2 separate regions of the Homo sapiens genome follow, and region 2 is linked to region 1. The links are chromatin contacts, found by Hi-C or POLR2A ChIA-PET in ENCODE. All regions are on one chromosome and are shown on one strand. The core of a region is the stretch at or near the end of the contact, and the rest is flanking DNA. Distances in the headings are between cores, read along the strand shown.

Region 1 (4,611 bases), core at 557-3,056:
TCTCTTGTAATTAGCTGGCTTTCTGCTAGAATGTTAGGTCTACCTTCATCTCAAATGGTACAAAAATTAATTCCTCTCTGTCGCTCTGTCCACAGTATAAAATACTAGATTTCTGAGTAGTTTGATATCTAATTTTTCCTTTCTAAAATTTAACTATATTCAGTTTAAGTTTTTGATTTAACTTAAACATAACATTAAAAATAGGATGATTGATATAATGTTATATAGGAATGGTACTTTTCCTCTTTTCCCTCAGTGTTAAAAGAATGGTACTTTTTCCTCACAAAAACCTATATCCCCAGCCATGGAAAGAATATCAGACAAACCTAAATGGAAGGATATTCTACAAAATACCCGACCAGTATTCTTCAAAACTGTCAAGGCCATCAAAAGCAAGGCATATCTGAGAAACAAGGAAAGTCCAGAAAAAGTTAAGGAGACATAATGATTAAATATTATATGGCATTATAGATGGGATCTTAAAACAGAAAGAGCATATTAGGGAAAAACTAATGAAATCCAAATAAAACATGGATTTAGTTAATAGTAGTGTACCAGTGTTTATTTCTTAACTGTGATAAATGTAGATGTACCATAGGAATGTAAGATGTAAGACATGAGTTATACTGAAACTCTGCATATTATCTTTGTAGCTTTCTATAAATCTAAAAACTATTCTAAAATAAAAAGTTCACTTAAAGTAGGATGAATGACAATAAAGATAAAAGAGCATAATGCAAGGAAACTATGAAATAGGTAAGGAAATACAGAAGTTATTAATAAATATTAAATGTCAGCCTACCACTTGATGTATTTGTGTCAATAAATGGCAGGATACCAGTGAGTCCATTGGCATATTAATCCAATAAACTTTTATAAATGATGAATTGGTTGTAAACATTGTGTTTTATAGCATTTGAAAATTCCAAATGGTAACTCCGCACACGATGCTTCTGCTCACATATTTCAGCATCCTGCTTTTAGAATCTGCAGAAAGAAATAGTTCATGTCCTTTAGGGAGGTTTAATAAAAAGCAACAGGTGGAAAATGGATTTTGCAGTAGCATGAACAGCCATAACCATAAATACTAGTACCTCAGAATTATACCAGCAGAGGACTGTAAACACATTAATCTCCCAGCAGTGCAGAAATTCCATTCTCAGATGTCATCTCAATTTCAGGCACAAAGATTGAATGCCTCCATTTAAATTCAAAACACTGAAGGAATATGATGATCCTTTTTTTTCATGGGGATTCATGGAGTGAGTTTGCCAGTTTCCTCATCTATAAGATGGGGTTGATAAATCCCATCTCAGCATTGTGGGATTAAATGAGATGATATACATAAAATACCTAATATGATGGATGGTACACAGGATGTTTTCAATAAATGGTAGTTTACTTTTTATTATGCTCATGAACATTAGGATGGTCTTAGAATCCCAGAACTAGAAGCCACTTAGAGATTTACTTTTTGAAACATTGTTATTTTACAAATAAGGAAACTGAGACCAGAAGGCAGTGACTTGCCTGGAGTCAGGCAGCAACTTTGTTCCAGAGTTGGGACTGGAGTGAGTCTTTGTTCCTCGGGTCCCACTTGGGTGCTTTTTCTAGATCCAGATTTCCTGACAGTACTGCAAACCTACTGTGTGCTAGTGGCTGACACAAAGCTCTCTGCACAATTCCAATCCTGGCATCTCTACTTCTGAAGATGCCATTCCTTTTCCTCAGAGGGAATGGGCTTCTCCGCCTCCCTCTCCAATAGGTGTGGCAATCAGCTGTCTTCCAGTTCCCTTTCACTGCATCAGCATTTCAGCCGCAGCAGCCTGCTTGTGGACAGAGCAGGGGTTGGCAGTGGTGACGACTGTTTTGGGAAAGGAAATGTAAGGGCATTTCGGCTGCTGTGCTGGGGCTGACGAGGAGCACACAGGAGAGATGCCCCTCCCATCTCCCAGAGTGGGTTGGCTGGAGTTCATTGCGGAGCATGAGGACGTGTGGGGGTAAGTAAAATTCATTATAAAAGAAATACATGCTTAGGGGTATCCATGATGGAAAGAAGGAAGCTATTTAGACTTTAATACTTGGTTTAAAAAAAAGTGACTTTTTATTCACTTATTAGTATGGCGAAAATAATATGAAAATTACTTTCCTGTGGATTCATCTTGTCCTTTGATAACTGTTAGCACCTGTTGCTTTTAATTAAGCTTTTTTTTTTTTTTAATTCCCTAAGGAAAGCATTGTTTTTTATTTTCCGGTATGTGGTACAAGACACATAACTCCATTAGTTTAGTCAAAATAAAAAGGATTTTTGAGAATTTTGAGAATGAGAAGCAACTTGGCTGCATTTTTAAGATGTGGTCCAGCAGCACATGGTGTTGTGGGGGAGATGTGGCTGCATTCATGGTGGGGCTGCTTCACCTGAGCCCCTGTCACATTCTGCTCCTGACTCCACAGCCCCCTTTGCTTTTTAAAAACTTCCATTTCTTAAAATGAGGAGGAAAAGAAGCAAGGAAGACATTGGGGAGGCAGGGAGGAGTCTGGAGGGAAGGGCTGCATCTCCAGCCTTGCCCACTTAGTCCTTGTCCTTCATAGTCACTATTTACTGCAGGCCGGGAAAGGAATGGGGGTTATTTCTGGACAATTGTCTCATAAAATCCCGTCAGACCCGTCTGAATGCTAAACGTTCCATGGCACTGGTTATCTAGGGGAAGAAAATTTTCCTTAGCCAAATTTATGAGGCTGGGTTGAAAATCAGGTTGAAACAGAGCCTGGCGAATCCCTATGGCAAAATGATTCATCTTTGTGGAGTCGGGAAATCTATTTTTATCACCTTTATTCAGCCAGCTCCTGATTGTGATTCTCTCACTGAGCTACAGCCGTTTTCTTCATGGTGCTGAATAGACCAAATGTCTCAGGAGTCTGAAACTTCTCTCCTGCCACTCCCAGAGTGGCTGATTCAGCAGTCCCGGGAGAAGGGGTTTGTCCTGTGCTGCGCGGGTGGGTTCCGCACAAGGTGAAGGTCAAATAAAACCGAGAGGCTGCAAGTGTCAGCAGCCAGCCTTTGACTCAGGAATCCTGCCTGAGGGTATGTGCCACTCTGCTCTCCTGCTCTCTCTGTAAGGTGACTAGAAGGTGACTGGGCAGCCATAACTCCTCCAATTTTGAAGACCTTCCCAAGGGAAGAAGGGGCAAGAATAAGCCACCCTCCTTACAGCTGCCAATACATCTCCTCAATCTAATCATCGGGCAGAGAGGGACTTCCTAACACCGTTGTATTCATTTTCCCATTTCCATTTAGTTCTGTAACTATGCATTCCAGGCTGATACATAGTCCTAGCTGGTTCTTGCTGGAGTCCCAACTAATGCTGAGAGGAGTGGCAATTGTTCTCTATAATAAAGTTTAAAGGATAAAGATATGGAAGAAGAACTCACTCTTGAGTTTCCTTTTCTAATGGATTCAGCATGCTTACTCTCTGGGAGCTATAACAAATGGCAATTAGGAAAGCAACAGGAATGTTGACTAGACAGGAACAGTGACCATGGCTGTTGGGGGTATTCCCTGCACCTGGTATATAGTAGACACTCAATAACAATTTGGGAAATGAATGACCAGGATACTGTTCCCCATAGGCTTCAGTTGGCCTTCTTAAGAGCTCTCCTTCAGGACATAGTATGCAGGGCAGCTAGGAGCTGACATTCTAGAGTGAGATGGCCTGAGTTCAAATCCTGGATTTGCAGCTTCTCAGTTGTGTGCTGATCTTTGGCAGGCAACACAATCGTTTGTTTCCTCGTCTGTAAAAATGGACATAATATAGTAACTACCTTATGTGGTTTTCATGAAGAGTAAATTAATTAATATAGGTAAAGAGTCTAGATTTTTTTTTCTTGTCATGTGGTTCAAGATATGAAGAAGAAGAAAAACAGGAGTAGGAAAAGAAGGAGAAAGAGGAGGAGGAGGAACTTTGGCTGTTGGGATAAATTTGGGACCCTTTGAGATTTTGGCCCTGCCTTTTAGGTTGAATATTTCCCTAAAATCATGATTCAGTGATTTTTAAACCTTCTCTTGTCCTGTAGAGAGAATAATTTGAGAATAAAAGAATAAAACGGGCCAGATGCAGTGGCTTACGCCTGTAATCCTAGCACTTTGGGAGGCTGAGGCAGGTGGATCACCTGAGATCAGGCGTTCGAGACCAGCCTGGCCAACGTGGCGAAACTCTATCTCTACTAAAAATACAAAAGTTAGCCGGGTGTGGTGATGGGCACCTGTAATCCCAGCTATTCAGGAGGCTGAGGCAGGAGAATCGCTTGAACCCGGGAGGTGGAGGTTACAGTGAGCTGAGATCGCACCACTGCACTCTAGCCTGAAAAGAAAAAAAAAGAATAATAAAATGGATTTCAGGGGGAAAATGATGACGAATTATTGCCAAGAGTTATTGAACTCCTGCTCCTTGCCAGGTACTAACCATATTCAGTGTTGAAACAAACTGTCAGTCCTTGCCCTGATGGACGCTGCAGTTGACTTTCAAGGGCTGCTGGGCAGTGTGAATTCAATGGCTCAGCGAACACAGCTGCTACGTTCCTTGTTCTCTACCTTTTAAAAAGGAATGTTGA
Region 2 (4,611 bases), core at 1,370-3,869, 63 kb before region 1:
CTAGGATTCTGCAGAAAACACTTTGGGAAATGCTGCTGTAAGCCTTTTTTTTTTTTTCTCCTCGGTAGGCCAGAGAATAAATGCGAAGGCCAATCTCCACGAAATAATAATGTAATTCCATTCAAGACAAGAGGTGAAGAACAGATATTGCCTCTGCATTTTAACTCCTCCCAGTGCCATAAAATGACAACTTGGTAAATGTTGATGTGAGTGTGAATCTTTTAAGGACCTGCCAATACCGAGAGTGAGAAGAGGAAAGGTGTGTGCTGTTTACTGCATGTTCTTTGAGATGTTAGTTCTGTTTCTTTGACTTTGCTCAGGTTTGTCATTTTGTGCAATGGTACATCCTGGTCCCATCACTACCAACGTGTTGCATAATGGATGAGGCTGAAGAGACCCAGGCAGCAGGCAGCAATTTAACAAAACAGAGAAAGAACAGAGCTGTTGATGGTTGGAAAATGCATTAGTCTTTTCTCTCTTTTACAAACAACAGATCCCTGTGTCAATCAGTAGTAAAATAGCAACTGGTCTGTTTTGCTGGTTCTACTGATCACCTCCCTTGCAGTGTAATCAAGAGTCTAGTTCAGGGCCTTTATCTCACCCTGATACAAGAATCAACTGAAAATGGATTAAAGACTTAAATGCAAAACCTGAAAGTACAAAACTACTAAAAGAAAACATAGGGGAAAACTCCATGACATTGGTCTGGGCAGTGATTTCTTGGATATGACCCCAAAGCACAGGCAGCAAAAGCAAAAATAGACAAATGAGATTGCATCAAACTTAAAAGCTTCTGCACAGCGAAGGAAACAGTTAACAGTATAAAAAGACAGCCTACAGATTGGGAGAAAATATTTGCAAATCATACATCAGATAAGGGGCCAATGTCCAAAATATAGAAGGAACTGTAATGACTAATTAACAAGAAAACACATAACCTTATTTTAAAAATGGGCAAATGGCAGGCACAGTGGTTTACGCCTGTAATCTCAGCACTTTGGGAGGCTGAGGCAGGGGCATCACCTGAGGTCAGGATTTTGAGACCAGCCTGGCCAACATGGAACAACCCTGTCTCTACTAAAAATAAAAAAATTAACAAGGCACGGTGGTGCGCCCCTGTAATCCCAGCTACTCGGGAGGTTGAGACATGATAATTGCTTGAACGCATGAAGGGGAGATTGCAGTAAGTCAAGGTTGCACCACTGCACTCCAGCCTGGGCAACAGAGTGAGACTCTGCATCTCAAAATAAAAATAAAAACAAAAATGGGTGGTCAGGCGCGGTGGCTCACGCCTGTAATCCCAGCACTTTGGGAGGCTGAGGCAGGTGGATCACAAGGGCAGGAGTTCAAGACCAGCCTGGCCAATGTGGTGAAACCCTGTCTCTACTAAAAATACAAAAATTAGCTGGGTGTGGTGGCAGGCACCTGTAGTCCCAGCTACTCAGTAGGCTGAGGCAGCAGAATCGCTTGAACCCAGGAGGTGGAGGTTGCAGTGAGCCAAGATCGCACCACTGCTGTCCAGCCTGGGCGACAGAGTGAGACTCTGTGTCTCAAAATAAAAATAAAAATGGGCAAAGGACCTGGATAGACTATTCTCAAAAGAAGACACACAAATGGCCAACAGATATATGAAAATATGCTCAACACCTCTAATCACTAGAAAAATGCAAAATAAAACCACAATGAGATATCACCTCACACCTGTTAGATTGGCTATTATCAAAAAGACAATAGATAACAAACATTGGTGAGGATCTGGAGAACGGGAACCCTCATACACTGTTGGTGGTATTGTAAATTAGTATAGCCATTTTGGAAAACAATAGGGAGGTTCCTCAAACAACTAAAAAATAAAATTATCATATGCTCCAGCATCCCACCAATGGGCATATACCCAAAGGAATTGAAATCAGTGTGTCGAAGAGATGTCTGTGTTCCCGTGTTGACTGCAGCACTATTCACCATAGCCAAGATATGGAAACAACAGAGTGTTCACAACAGATTAAAATGTGGTATATATACACAAAGGAGTATTATTCAGCCTTAAAAAAAAAAGCCAGGAAATTCTGTCATTTGGACAATATGAGCGAACCTAGAGGACATTGTGCTAAATGAAATAAACCAGGCACCAAGAGACAATTTTCAGGAGTTTAGTGGAGACCTTTGCTTTTGTTTTCTATTGCCTACCTGTATCCAGGAAATCAGAAACAGCCATCTGAAAGGACGCTAGTTTACATTATTCAAGTACTTGTGTCTTTCTATAAGATGTTGACTGTTTATAAATAAGAGTATATGCAAGTTTAGAAGTATCTGAATGTTTATATAGTTACATGCTTTGTTTTCAATCATTATTTGATAAAATTCTCCAATTTCATGAATATTCAGAAATTATAATACAGTTGGAGCACTGCAATTGGATTAACTCTTAGTCCTATAATGTATGTCATACAGACTGTGAGTTTGCAGTAGGGGTCTGGAGCCAGTTCATATGACTGGGGAGAAGGGATTGTGTCTGTTTCTTCCCCACTTTGCATTCAGTGATATCAGGTTGAGCATGAATTCAGCTAAGGTGGGAATGTTGAAACCACAGAAGCTGGCAAATGCTGTACATTAGGAATCTCCCTATTCCCATGAGAACTGGTTGTTAAACAAACATTTTAGAACACCCTTAGTCCTAGGTCATTTCTCAGGATGACTTGATTATAAAGAATGTGGGAGTTGAACAGTGAGGACACATGGACACAGGGAGGGGAACATCACACCCTGGGGCCTGTTGGAGGGTGGGGGGCAAGGGGAGGGAGAGCATTAGGACAAATACCTAGTGCATGCGGAGCTTAAAAACTAGATGACTGGTTGATAGGTGCAGCAAACCACCATGGCACGTGTATACCTATGTAACAAACCTGCACATTCAGCACATGTATCCCAGAACTTAAAGTAAAATAATACAAAAAAAGACATTAAAAAGATTTTTAAAAATACAATCAAGGACCTTTTAGAACACAGTGAGTGTTTTAACAATAACACAATTGCCTCTTATTTATTTATTTTTAGAGACAAGGTCTTGCTCTGTCGCCCAGGCTGGAGGGCAGTGGCATGATTATAGCTCACTGTAACCTTGAACTCCTGGGCTCAAGTGATCCTCCTGCCTCAGCCTTTCAAAGTGCTGGGATTCCAGACATGAGCTCTCACACCTGGCCCTCACAATTGCCTTTTATATCTTTATTCCTTTCTTCATTTCCCCAGTCTTTTGGTTAATGGTGTTTAAGCTGATGTGTGGCCACAAGGTCCCATTGTTTGTTGGTTGGTTGGTTAAACATGATTCTCACCTATTAGTTTCATAAAGAATAACCTTGCTTTTTTTCCTGTAATTTCAAGAGGATAGTCCAGTTTTGCATTGTTTCCTTAGAGTTCTTGGTAATACCCTGGAGACAGCACTTGTTCTTCATTGCTGTGGGCGTTGTTCGTGGAGGTGGAGGTAAGGAGAGCCAAATACAGAGCCTGAGCAAGGTTCACTCCTGTGCAGGCCAAGATGGCTGCTGCTGCCTCTGGCGGGGCAACACCACACTCTGCATCAGCAATGCTCAGTGATGAATGGCATTTTAGTGGGCTGGGTTACCACCTGCTGTCTGTATCACAAACCAGCCAAAAGAACAGATTTCCTGCCATAATACATTATTTATAAGTCTAAGGAACCAAAGGAAGATAAGTAGGGAAATATTTTGTTCCAAAAATGCCTGATGGTATTAAATGAGGCATCTTGTCTTCCTTCCTTCTGTTCCCCTCCACCCTCCCTTAATGGATATGTATTTTCATTCCATAGGGGACTGAGTTGTATATAGGATTATTTCAAGCTGGATTCTTTGGGTACTTGTGATGATTTTTTAAAAACAAAGATAAAAATCCAGGGACCTGACAAAGATTGTTATTATTTCACCCCTTTGGTGTTGAGTGAATTGACAATAAATGCACAGATGTGTTGATGTTTTTCTGGATTTGGGGGTTTATTTTCTTATTACACATTTTGAGGAAAAGGCGCATTGAAGAGAGCAGAAGGTGTCATAGGCAGTGGAAGTCTGATCTTTCTTTGCAACTCAACTGATAATAGGGGGAAATCAGCAACATATTTAGACAACATGGCACACTGGCTAGGAGGGCAGGTCAGGAGCCAGACTGCCCAGCTTAGAATCCTGGGTCTGCCACCTGCTAGCTATAGGAAATTGGGCAAATTACTTAATGGTCTGTACTTTTGTTTCTTCATCTGGAGACCAGGGATAATAATAATGCTTATATCCAGGCTCCTGATAGCCCACTGAGCACTTTTGTGTAAATTAGAAAAGGCAGCTCCCCAGGGTGGACTCTATGGGCTTGGGTACAGACAGTAGCTTTATGTGAATTAGGAAAACAGGACTCTTCCTTCAGAGGAGTTTGCGTGGTTTAGCAAAGAGAGCTCAGGCTGGGTGTTCCCCCCACCATGACAACCTGTGTAAGCAGCTGTGGTAGCTCTGACTACCACACCGGGTGCTGAGGAGTAAACGAGTTGATGAAGATTCAATAAAAGATGCTGTTATTATCATCATCATTATTTTGAGGTGACAAGCTAGAGTAGAA

The links. A loop is a pair of places that touch in the nucleus more often than their neighbours do. ChIA-PET counts read pairs that join two places held with the same protein, here RNA polymerase II (POLR2A). Pooled maps may share reads with other maps.
Region 2: a map of PC-9 shows a loop between it and region 1 (7-fold over the local background). The contact joins the enhancer-like site here to the promoter of LIMCH1 in region 1. A Hi-C loop is called at or near these places in 1 of 168 maps with a recorded cell type or tissue (PC-9) and 1 of 50 pooled maps. POLR2A ChIA-PET finds 5 or more read pairs at or near these places in 2 of 52 experiments (K562 and PC-9).

The regions. Positions count from the first base shown.
Region 1 is chr4:41,536,351-41,540,961 of GRCh38, forward strand. It overlaps LIMCH1 (LIM and calponin homology domains 1), which reads left to right and starts at 1,807. Exons shown (of 32, transcript NM_001330672.2): 1 at 1,807-2,000.
Region 2 is chr4:41,472,937-41,477,547 of GRCh38, forward strand. It overlaps a transcript of LIMCH1 not described here. Among named protein-coding and RNA genes, the nearest start is that of LIMCH1, 63 kb to the right of the region's middle. Within about 2 kb of position 2,620, at least 2 of the 41 ENCODE cell types and tissues checked have a DNase peak (open chromatin) inside an H3K27ac peak, as active enhancers do; they include PC-9, where a contact is called at or near this core.